2 separate regions of the Homo sapiens genome follow, and region 2 is linked to region 1. A link is an interaction called in ENCODE POLR2A ChIA-PET data of the cell type or tissue named here. Cell type or tissue: OCI-LY7. All regions are shown on one strand. Each heading gives the region's core, and the rest is flanking DNA. Links, peaks and the distances in the headings are about the cores only.

Region 1 (5,379 bases), core at 319-5,318:
GTTCACGCCATTCTCCTGCCTCAGCCTCCCGAGTAGCTGGGACTACAGGCGCCCGCCACCACGCCCGGCTAATTTTTTGTACTTTTAGTAGAGACGGAGTTTCACCATGTTGGCCAGGCATTTTTTTTTTTTTTTTTTTTTTTTTTTTTAAAGAGACGGGATTGCTTGGCACGGGGGCTCACGCCTGTAATCCCAGCACTTTGGGAGACCGAGGGGGAGGATCGCTTGAGCCCAGGAGTTTGAGACCGGCCTGGGAACATTTCAAAACCCCGTCTCTGCAAAAAATGACCCCTTGTGGACTGAAGTGGGAGGATCGCTTGCGCTCAGGAGGTGGAGGCTGTAGTGAGCCATGATCGTTTCACTGTATTCCAGCCTGGGCAACAGAGTGAGACCCTGTCTCAAAAAGAGAGGGAGAGGGAGAGAGAGAGAGAGAGGGGAGGGGAGTCAGAGAGAGATGGGGTCTCACTGTGTTGCCCAGGATAAGGCTAGAGTGCTGTGCCTATTCATAGGTACAATCGTAGCTCACTATAGCTTCGAACTCATGGGCTCAAAGCTATCCTTCTGCCTCAGTCTCTTAAGTAGATGGGACTACAGGCACACACCATTTTTTTTTTTTTTAATTCAAAGAAAACCCAGAGCAGTTTTTTTTAAAATGGAGAACCTAGCACTACCTTTTCTAGGTGTGTTACATTGTCTCGATATTGTAAACCGGCTGAAACTCAAAATTCTTGTTGCTATTTTCAGGGTCGAAAAGTAATTATCTTAATAGGTACAGCCATTCCCCTTACCATGATAAAATCTGTAATATCTGTAGGAGAATGATCTAGTGTTTTGAGAAGTAGTCTCAAACTACTGGATGACCACACCCTGTTCAATTTGGGAAGGGTAAAAAATATTTTAGAAAGTGCTTTCTTCTTTGACTCAAATCTGCCTCCCTATTAGTTCAATAGTATCATTAGATAAGTCTGTTCTTCCCCCTCATCAAAAAGTAAACCAGATTTAAGTTACTGAAAAGTGCCAGTTCATTCTATAGCACCTAGGAAAATATTTATATATGAAAACCACAAAATTTAAACGCATTACAAAGTAGGCATTACTCAATTGAAATGTCACTTTCCCTCTTAAAGAAGAAGGAACAAAAACTGAAAACTCAAGAACTTGGCAGAAAATTCCATTTAGCATTGTTATGTCATGTTCTGTGGTTATAAACCCTGCTGTTTTTAGAGTTCTGTGCTTTTTGGCAAAAATAATAAAGTGTACCAACTGCATCCTTTGTGTATTCCTGAATGTGAAGCTCCCCATTTAAGTGAAACAGAAAGGTGAAGCAATTAAGACATAGGCTTTGGGGTTATATAGCACTCACGTTCTAGTCCCTCTTCCATAGCTAGCTGTGTGAATTGGACTGTCTCTTAATTTCTACGTTTCTTCATCTGGACAACAGAGATAACAATCCTTATAATCGGTGCACTCCTATAGTCTCAGCTACTTGGGAGGCTGAGGCAGGAGAATCACTACAAGCCATGAGTTTGAGGATGAAGTATGCTGTGTTTGCACCTGTGAATAGCTACTGCACTCCAGCCTGAGCAACGCAGCAAAACTCCATCTTTTTTTTTTTTTTGAGACTGAGTCTTACCCTGTCGCCAGGCTGGAGTGCAGTGGTGCAATCTTGGCTCACTGCAACCTCCGCCATCTGGGCTGAAGTGATTCTCCTGCCTCAGCCTCCCTAGTAGCTGGGACTACAGGCACACACCACCATGCCCAGCTAATTTTTGTATTTTTAGTAGAGACGGGGTTTCACCTTGTTGGCTAGGATGGTCTCAATATCATGACCTCGTGATCCGCCCGCCTCGGCCTCCCAAAGTGCTGGGATTACAGGTGTGAGCCATCGTGCCCGGCCCAATGCTCCCTTTTATGGAACCTTAGTTCCAGGCCTCAGGTTCAGCTTTTTCCTATTGTGAAAACCCAAGGCCAAAACTTCCGTCCCCTGAAAGGCTCTTAGTCCCCTAGGCTTTCGGGTTCCTGGCAATGACTTTGCCTCTTGGGCAGCATGGTCTTACAAGTTAGTTACTTGTGTTTAAGTTTTGGGTTCTTTTTTTTTTTTGCTTGCCTTTGGGCACCTCCTTTATTTTGTTATGAGCTCAGCCATGCATTTGTTGTATCTGAGTATTTGAATATCTGTTGTAATTTATTCAGCATCTCGGTGCTTTGTGGTGAGGGACTTTTCACATTATTTACTTGGTAAACTTTCTATGTAAGTACAGTTTTTTTTTTTCTGGTACTCACCATGGCTGGAATGCTCACATTTTCAACATATACCCCAGTATCCTGAGAACTTCTAGAGTACTAATTTCATCTCTGGGGAAGAGGGATAGAAATTTTGGTGAAAGCAATACAAAAAAGTACTATTGATTGAATTCTGGCACTGAACCAGGACTATGTGTATGTTACCTCTAGTTCTTATAACAACCCTGAAAAAATAGGTGGTATTATTACAATTTTAGGGAAGGAAAAAAAGTTTCAGAAAGTCCTATTGCAGTACCCTGCACCTAGTAAATTTCAGAGGCAGGATTCAGACTTATGTCACTGGCTTCAGTGCTTGCATGCCTGTTAACACCTGTTCTTAAGGTTTTCCAGGGCTTTGAGTGGCCCAACGTAAAGCAATAACCATAGGTCATTTGCATTCATATGTTAGAGCTAATGTTATTTGTAACATTAAAAAATCTATATTATATTTTTAAATAAAAGTATCTTTAGTATTATTAGAATCATACAATGTTCTAAACAAGTAAAGATTTACACTAAAATGATGGATGGTGTGCATGTGCATGAATATCATTAATGCTTCTTAGAAGCTCCTTAAAGATGGGCTCTGAAATTGGAACCAGGAAAAGTTTCTTATAAGAATTTCCTTCCAAGAACAGCTTATTTATTTTTATTTTTTATTTTTATTTTTTGAGACGGAGTCTGGCTCTGTTGCCCAGGCTGGAGAGCAGTGGCGCAATCTCGGCTCACTTCAAGCTCCACCTCCCGGGTTCACGCCATTCTCCTGCCTCAGCCTCCAGAGTAGCTGGGACTACAATCGCCTGCCACCACACCCGGCTAATTTTTTGTATTTTTAGTAGAGACGGGGTTTCACCGTGTTAGCCAGGATGGTCTCGATCTCCTGACCTTGTGATCCACCCGCCTCAGCCTCCCGAAGTGCTGGGATTACAGGCGTGAGCCACCGTGCCTGGCTCCAAGAACAGTTTAAAGAGCAGTCAGTGGTTTTTTTTTTTTTTTTTTTAGAAGGAGTTTCACTCTTGTCCAGGCTGGAGTGCAATGGAGTGAACTCGGCTCACCACAACCTCCGCCTCCCGGGTTCAAGCAATTCTCTTGCCTCAGCCTCCCGAGTAGCTGGGATTACAGGCAAGCGTCAACATGCCTGGCTAATTTTGTATTTTTAGTAGAGATGGGGTTTCTCCAAGTTGGTCAGGCTGGTCTCGAACTCCCGACCTCAGGTGATCCACCCGCCTCGGCCTCCCAAAGTGCTGGGATTACAGGCGTGAGCCACTGCGCCCAGCCTAGTCAGTGGTCTTTTAATGAATAGCCATGTAAACTTGTGGACCTAAGAGCATTGAGAGACTCTTACTCCACAGTCACCTGCTTGCTTGCATTCCTTTTCTCTGCTGAAGGAAATCTAGGTTCATGGTTTTAACTGGTAACAGAGAAGAGGAACTGGAATTTGTTGAGGGAACGGGAACTTGATTGGGGGTCTGCCTGAGGTCACCTGCTGTTGGAGTCAGTCCTTTTACAGGGAGATAACATACATATAGTTCTGGTTCAGAACCAGAATTCAATCAATAGTACTTACTTGTATTGCTCTTACTCAAATCTCTTTTTTTTTTCAAATACGCATTTGCTGGAAAATTGATTGAAAAAGGATTAGAACATGATGCATTTATTTTTTATTTTATTTTATTTTTTGAGATGGAGTTTTGCTCTTGTTGCCCAGGCTGGAGTGTAATGGCGCGATCTTGACTCACTGCAACCTCCGCCTCCTGGGTTCAAGTGATTCTCCTGCCTTATCCTCCCGAGTAGCTGGGATTACTGGCATGTGCCACCACGCCTGGCTAATTTTGTATTTTTAGTAAAGACAGGTTATCTCCTTGTTGGTAGGCTGGTCTCGAACTCCCGACCTCAGGTGATCCGCCCGCCTCAGCCTCCCAAAGTGTTGGGATTACAGGCGTGAGCCACTGTGCCCAGCCTACATGATGCATTTAAATATATGGATGTGGGGCTGGGCGCAGTGGCTCATGTGTGTAATTCCAGCACTTTGGGAGGCAGAAGCAGGCGGATCACTTGAGGTCAGGAGTTTGAGACCAGCCTGGCCAACATGGTGAAACCCTGTCTCTACTAAAAATACAAAAATTAGCCAGGCGTGGTGGTGGGCGCCTGTAATCCCAGCTACTTGGAAGGCTGAGGCAGGAAAATCGCTTGAACCGAGGGAGCAGAGTTTGCAGTGAGCTGAGATTGTGTCACTGCACTCCAGCCTGGGTGACAGAGCTAGACTCCATCTCAAAAAAATTTAAAAAAAAAGAAAAAATTTATGCATGTGAAATGTGGTGAGAGATTCAGTAGGTTTGGACAGGAGCTTATGGATCTGCATTTTTAAAAAGTATATTAGATAATTCTGATGATCTGCTTGGCTTCCAAATGCCATTCTACCAGCTGTTTCAGAATTACTTGGGATTGCTAATTAAAAATCTCTAGCCACACCCTTGACATAGTGACTCAGAATCTGAGGGGTAGGGTTAGAGAAGCTGTTTTTTTTTGTTTGTTTGCTTTTTGTTTTTTTGAGACAGAGTCTTGCTCTGTCACCCAGGCTGGAGTGCAGTGGTGTGATCTCAGCTCACTGCAACCTCCGCCTCCCAGGTTCAAGCAATTCTCTGCCTCAGCCTCCCAAGTAGCTGGTATTATAGGCACCTGCCACCATGCCCAGCTAATTTTTGTATTTTTAGTAGAGATGGGGTTTCACCATCTTGGCCAGGCTGGTCTTGAACTCCTGACCTCGTGATCCACCCGCCTCCGCCTCCCAAAGTGCTGGGATTACAGGCATGAGCCACCACGCCCGGCCAAGAAGCTGTATTTTTTTTTTTTTTTTTTTTTGAGACAGAGTCTCACTCTTGTTCCCCAGGCTGGAGTGCAATGGCACGATCTCGGCTCACTGCAACCTCCCCCTCCCGGGTTCAAATGATTCTCCTGCCTCAGCCTTCCGAGTAGCTGGGATTACAGGCACCTACCACTATGCCCAGCTAATTTTTGTACTTTTAGTAGAGACGGGGTTTCACCATGTTGGCTGGGCTGGTCTTGAACTCCTGACCTCAGGTGATCCACCTGCCT
Region 2 (5,379 bases), core at 321-5,320, 250 kb after region 1:
TAGTCGGTTCAAAAATTCCCCAGGTGATTCTGATGGAAAGCTTCATTTCAGAAGCACTGGTAGAATGTTTATTCAGTGCTTAGTTCTGTGCTAAGTACTGTATTTACATTATCACATAAAAGCCTCACAATAACATTCTAAGATTCAGATAAGAAAACAGATTTGGCCAGGCGTGGTGGCTCATGCCTGTAATCCCAGCACTTTGGGAGTCGGAGGTAGGTGGATCACTTGAGGTCAGGAGTTCAAAAACAGCCCGACCAACATGGTGAAACCCTGTCTCTACTAAAAATACAAAATTAGCTGGGCATGGTTGCGCACGCCTGTAATCCCAACTATTTGGGAGGCTGAGGCAGGAGAATTGTTTGAACCCGGGAGGTGGAGGTTGCAGTGAGCTGAGATAGTGCCATCGCACTCCAGCCTGGGCAACAAGGGTGAAACTCTGTCCCTACCTCCCCCTCTCCAAAAAAAAGAAAGAAAACAGATTTTAAAAAGCTAATAATTTGTCCCTCAGCTCTTGATGTCCTCTCTTCTACCCTTACCCATTTTAAATCCGATGTTCAGTCACTGATCACTCCCTCACATTCACTCACTTCCTTCGCCACGTCTAGCTTTGTCTCGCTTGGCAAAACCAAATCCCCAGTTTACTCAGTTCTGTTTTCATACTTGTACCCATGTGGCTGAACAAAGCAGATTGGTTTCACCTAAAATTTATTACTAGGTCATCACTACTTCCTCCTGAGACCTCCACTGTATCCCCAATCCTCCATCCCAATAGATGACCTTCCTTCCCACTTTAGTAAAATACAAGCAATCAGCAGGGGACAGCCTCCCACAACCATATCTAAGCCACCTATTACCTCTTGAGACCATATACTCTCTCTCCCTGCCTATCCATGTCCTGTCCTAATTGGGTCCCTCACCTGTGCACAGTATCCAATTTCCCATTCGCCTGCCATTCTCCCTTTCTCATGTAATGTCAGATTTCTTCTTGAATCTTATTAGCGAAAACCTGCTATAATTCTTCCCAACGTAAGCCTCTTCACTCCACTTTTCCTCCCATTAGCAGCAACACTCCTTGAAAGAGTTTTCTATACTTACTGTCTCCAATTCCTCTCTTCCCGTTCTTTACTGAACGGATTCCAGTCAGCATTTTGCACCCACCATTTCACTGAAACTGCTCTTATATCAAGGTTACCAATAACTTGTATGCTGCTAAATTCAATAGTCAAGTTCTCAGTCCTCATCTTAGTAGCATTTGACATACTTGGTCATGCTCTCCTTAATTCACTTTCTTCCCTTGGCTTGTAGAACCCCAAACCCTTGGATTTTTTTTCTATTTATGTATTTACTTTAGGGATGGGGAGGTCTCTCCATGCAGACCAGACTGGTCTTGAACTCCTGGACTCAAGCGATCCTCCCATCTCAGCCTCCCAAAGTGCTGGGATTACAGGTGTGAGCCATAGCGCCCAGCCCCAAACCCCTGATGTTCTTCTCTTGAACCCTTTCTTGGTCTTCTTTGCTGTTTTTCACACCTTTCAGGGGTGTCTCAGGCCTAAGTATGTTGTGACTTATCTCCTTTATCTGCACTCATTCCACTAGTATTCACACATACTTTCATACTTTCATGCTGTCAACTCCGAACTTTATTTTATTTATTTTTTGAGACGGAGTCTCGCTCTGTCGTCAGGGTGGAGTACAGTAGTGTGATCTTGGCTCACTGCAACCTCTGTCTCCCAGGTTCAAGCGATTCTCCTGACTCAGCCTCCTGAGTAGCTAGGACCACAGGCACATGCCACCAAGCCCAGCTAATTTTGGTATTTTTAGTAGAAACGGGGTTTCACCATGTTGGCCAGAATGGTCTCGATCTCTTGACCTCGTGATCCACCTGCCTCGGCCTCCTAAAGTGCTGGGATTACAGGTGTGAGCCACCGCTCCTGGCCCCAATTTTATTTTTACTTATTTATTTTTGAGACAGAGCCTTGCTTTGTCGCTGAGGCTAGAATCAGTGGCATGATCACAGCTCACTGCAACCTCTGCTTCCCAGGCTCAAGCAATCCTCCCCGACTCCAGCCTGAGTGACAGAGCAAGACCCTGTGTCAAAAAGAAAAGAAAAAAAAAAAGGAAAAAGAGAAAAAACAGGACTTCAAAATATAATGGTGAAAATCTTAGTCAACCTTGGCACAGTGGATTCTTGTTTTTAAAAAATCAGTCTCAGAGCTAGGCATCATGCCTGTAATTCACCTGGGAGGCTGAGACAGGAAGATCACTTGAACCCAGAGTTCGAGACCAGCTTGGGCAACATAGCAAGACCTGCAGCTTAAAAAAAATAAAATTAGGCTGGGCGTGGTGGCTCACGCCTGTAATCCCAGCACTTTGGGAGGCCGAGGCAGGCGGATCACGAGGTCAGGAGATCAAGACCATCCTGGCTAACACGGTGAAACCCTGTCTCTACTAAAAATACAAAAAAATTAGCTGGGTGTGGTGGCGGGTGCCTGTAGTCCCAGCTACTCAGGAGGCTGAGGCAGGAGAATGGCGTGAACCTGGAAGGTGCAGCTTGCAGTGAGCCGCGATCACGCCACTGCACTCCAGCCTGGGTGACAGAGCGAGACTCCATCTCAATAATAATAATAATAATTTAAAAAATAAAAAATAAAAAAATTTTACAAGAAAAAATATATATATAGAGAGAGAGAGACATACAGTCTCAGCCCACTACCACCACCATTATCACAGCACCTGGACTGTGAGGAGATTAGAGGCAGCTGATGACTGTCCCAGAAGGAGCCGAAAGTGCTGAAGGACAGACATCCTGAGGAAATGGGGCTGGCAGAGTGGACCTGGCAAATGGTTTGGATAATGAGCGCCTAGGCTACCATCACTTTCTTACAGAGGAAGTGATTCATGCACTGTTTTGTCCTGCAGGTAAGTAAAAACAGAAAACCAGTTTGCTTACTCTCTTAGTAAAGGAAATGCTCTGCTTTTATAGAATAAGATTAGGGCCTCATAGCCCACTGTGGCATTTTCACAAAAATTGCTATTTTTAGATGATCACTTAAATATGTCATTATCATACACCAAACAAAAATAATTACGGTGCAAAAAATTAACTTAAAAAATTGTTTCCACATAGAATCATGTTATGTTTAAAAGTGGGAAAAATGTATGTCATCTGAAAGATCATCTTGTGGTTTTTTTTACTATCTGCTGAATTTGTGTGTATGTCTATGTATGTGCTTGAAGACTGGAGAACAGGAAGGCACAGAATGAATACAGGGTAAATGAACCAAAGGATCCAGGCCCACAGTTATAAAAAAAATAGGAGGAAGAACTCTCAATAAAAAAGAATTATTTGCCACTTTGAGAGGACAAGGTGGGAGAATCACTTGAGGCCAGGAGTTAGAGACCAGACTGGGCAAGATAGTGAGGACCCTCCTATCTTTAAAAAAAGTAGTAATAATTAGGTGGGCATGGTGGCATGAGCCTGTAGTCCCAGCTACTGAGAAGGCTGAGGCAGGAGGATCGCTTGAGCCCAGGGGTTTGAGGTCGCAGTGAGCTATGATTGCACCATTGTATTCCAGCCTGGGTGACAGAGTGAAACCCTGTCTCAAAAAAAAAAAAAAGAAAGAAAGAAAGAAAGAAAGAAATGAAAAATTATTTGCTAAAAAAAGTCATGATGCTTTCGTGAGTATACCTTTTTGCAGAGTTTTGACTTTTGAACCATCTCAGTGTTTTATAAACAGACACACACACACACACACACCCCTAATGGTGAACACTCCCCTCCCCCATGGAGTACAAATATAAACAAGTGAACATATCCATATATCAAATGGTACCAAATGAAAAACATAACCACACTGAAGAGAAAAAAGAACTAACTCAAACTTTTGCATACAGTATGTGGACTCAGAGTGCAAACAAATATTGAACTCTAGATCCCTGGCTTGTTTTTCCCAGTGGTAGAGCTTAGTAGTTCTAACATGTGTTTATTTGTTTTGCTGAGTTCTAGAACTCAGTGAATGTGATAGTTCATATTGAGTGTCAACTTGATTGGATTGAAGGATGCAAAGTATTGTTCCTGGGTGTGTCCGTGAGGGTGCTGCGAAAGGAGAGTAACATTTGAGTCGGTGGACTGGGAGAGGCAGACCCACCCTCAATCTGGGTGGGCACTGCCTAATCAGCTGCCAGCGCAGCTAGAATAAACCAGGCAGAAGATGGAAGAGCAGACTTGCTGAGTCTTCTGGCCTTTGTCTTTCTCCCGTGCTAGATGCGTCCTGCCCTTGAACAACAGACTCCAAGTTTTTCAGCTTTTGGACTCTTGGACTACACCATTGGTTTGCCAGGGGTTCTCAGGCCTTTGGCCACAGACTGAAGGCTGCGCTGTCGGCTCCCCTACTTCTGAGGTTTTGGGACTCAGACTGGCTTCCTTACCCCTCAGCTTGCAGACGGCCTATTGTGGGACCTCACCTTGTGATCGTGTGCATCAATACTCCTTAATAAACTCCCCTTCATATATACATCTATCCTATTAGCTCTGTCCCTCTAGAGAACCCTGACTAATCCAGTAAATAAATATGCTGAGGATAATGGGAGCCAAGTTTCCTACTGTCAGAGAAAGCAGATATAGATGTGGAAGGGGGGACATAATAAATCCTATGTTATTGGAATGGAAAATAGGTATTAATGGTTTAGCTAAGTATAAATATAGATATAGTACATATAATACCTATGTGGGGGGTTATATAAATGTACATATACACATATTTTCTAGCTGTCTGCTGTGAGGGTCTAGAAGTAATACCCCAATTTTGTTTTTGTATTTTGTTTTCTAAACACCATTTTCCACTAAAAAGAACCAGCATTCCTTGAAGAAATGGTTGATTCAAGGGCTTGGGCAGGAAAAATTCACAATAAGCCTGGAATATTATATTGTACCAGAAAGTAAGAAAGGGCCCAAAGAATGATGGGGACATGTCAGAAGAACTAGGAGGCAGCTTGAAGGGTCTCCCACTGGCAAAATCTGGGACAGTTAAACATAAAAATTAACAAAAAAAATTTAAAATGATGGCAATGGATTATAAAATCCATTGAATAAAGGAGGAACACAGGAATCCAAACATATGAAAGAATGAATAAATAAATGATAAGAAAAAGTGCTTATAGTAGGATGTCAACAAGTAAGTGTAGAAGAAATGATAAAATGAAAACATTAGCAATTGACAAAACAAAGGAATCATTCAGAATCCTCAGTGGACATTGATGGGTAAAAAATTCTTGACCAGGATAACTACATAATCTCAAAATATGTCTCCATAAAATTGCTTTTTTGTTTTGTTTTGAGATGGAGTCTTGCTCTGTCCCCAGGCTGGAGTGCAGTGG

What was found. Peaks named below come from ENCODE experiments on the same cell type or tissue, not always from the same donor. Only the 100,000 strongest peaks of a DNase experiment are listed, where the experiment ranks them.
Region 2: POLR2A ChIA-PET joins it to region 1 with 10 read pairs; 7 of 35 experiments call an interaction of 5 or more read pairs at or near these places.

What each region holds. Positions count from the first base shown.
Region 1 is chr12:32,401,998-32,407,376 of GRCh38, forward strand. The region is part of intron 1 of FGD4 (FYVE, RhoGEF and PH domain containing 4); the gene reads left to right. Among named protein-coding and RNA genes, the nearest start is that of FGD4, 5.1 kb to the left of the region's middle. RefSeq lists enhancers at 1-868, 3,780-4,765. In OCI-LY7, for the core only: a CTCF peak has its summit at 510; no DNase peak of the experiment used is centred there.
Region 2 is chr12:32,647,843-32,653,221 of GRCh38, forward strand. It overlaps LOC124902914 (a long non-coding RNA gene), which reads left to right and starts at 2,656. Exons shown (of 2, transcript XR_007063270.1): 1 at 2,656-2,922; 2 at 4,268-4,517. In OCI-LY7, for the core only: no CTCF peak of the experiment used is centred there; no DNase peak of the experiment used is centred there.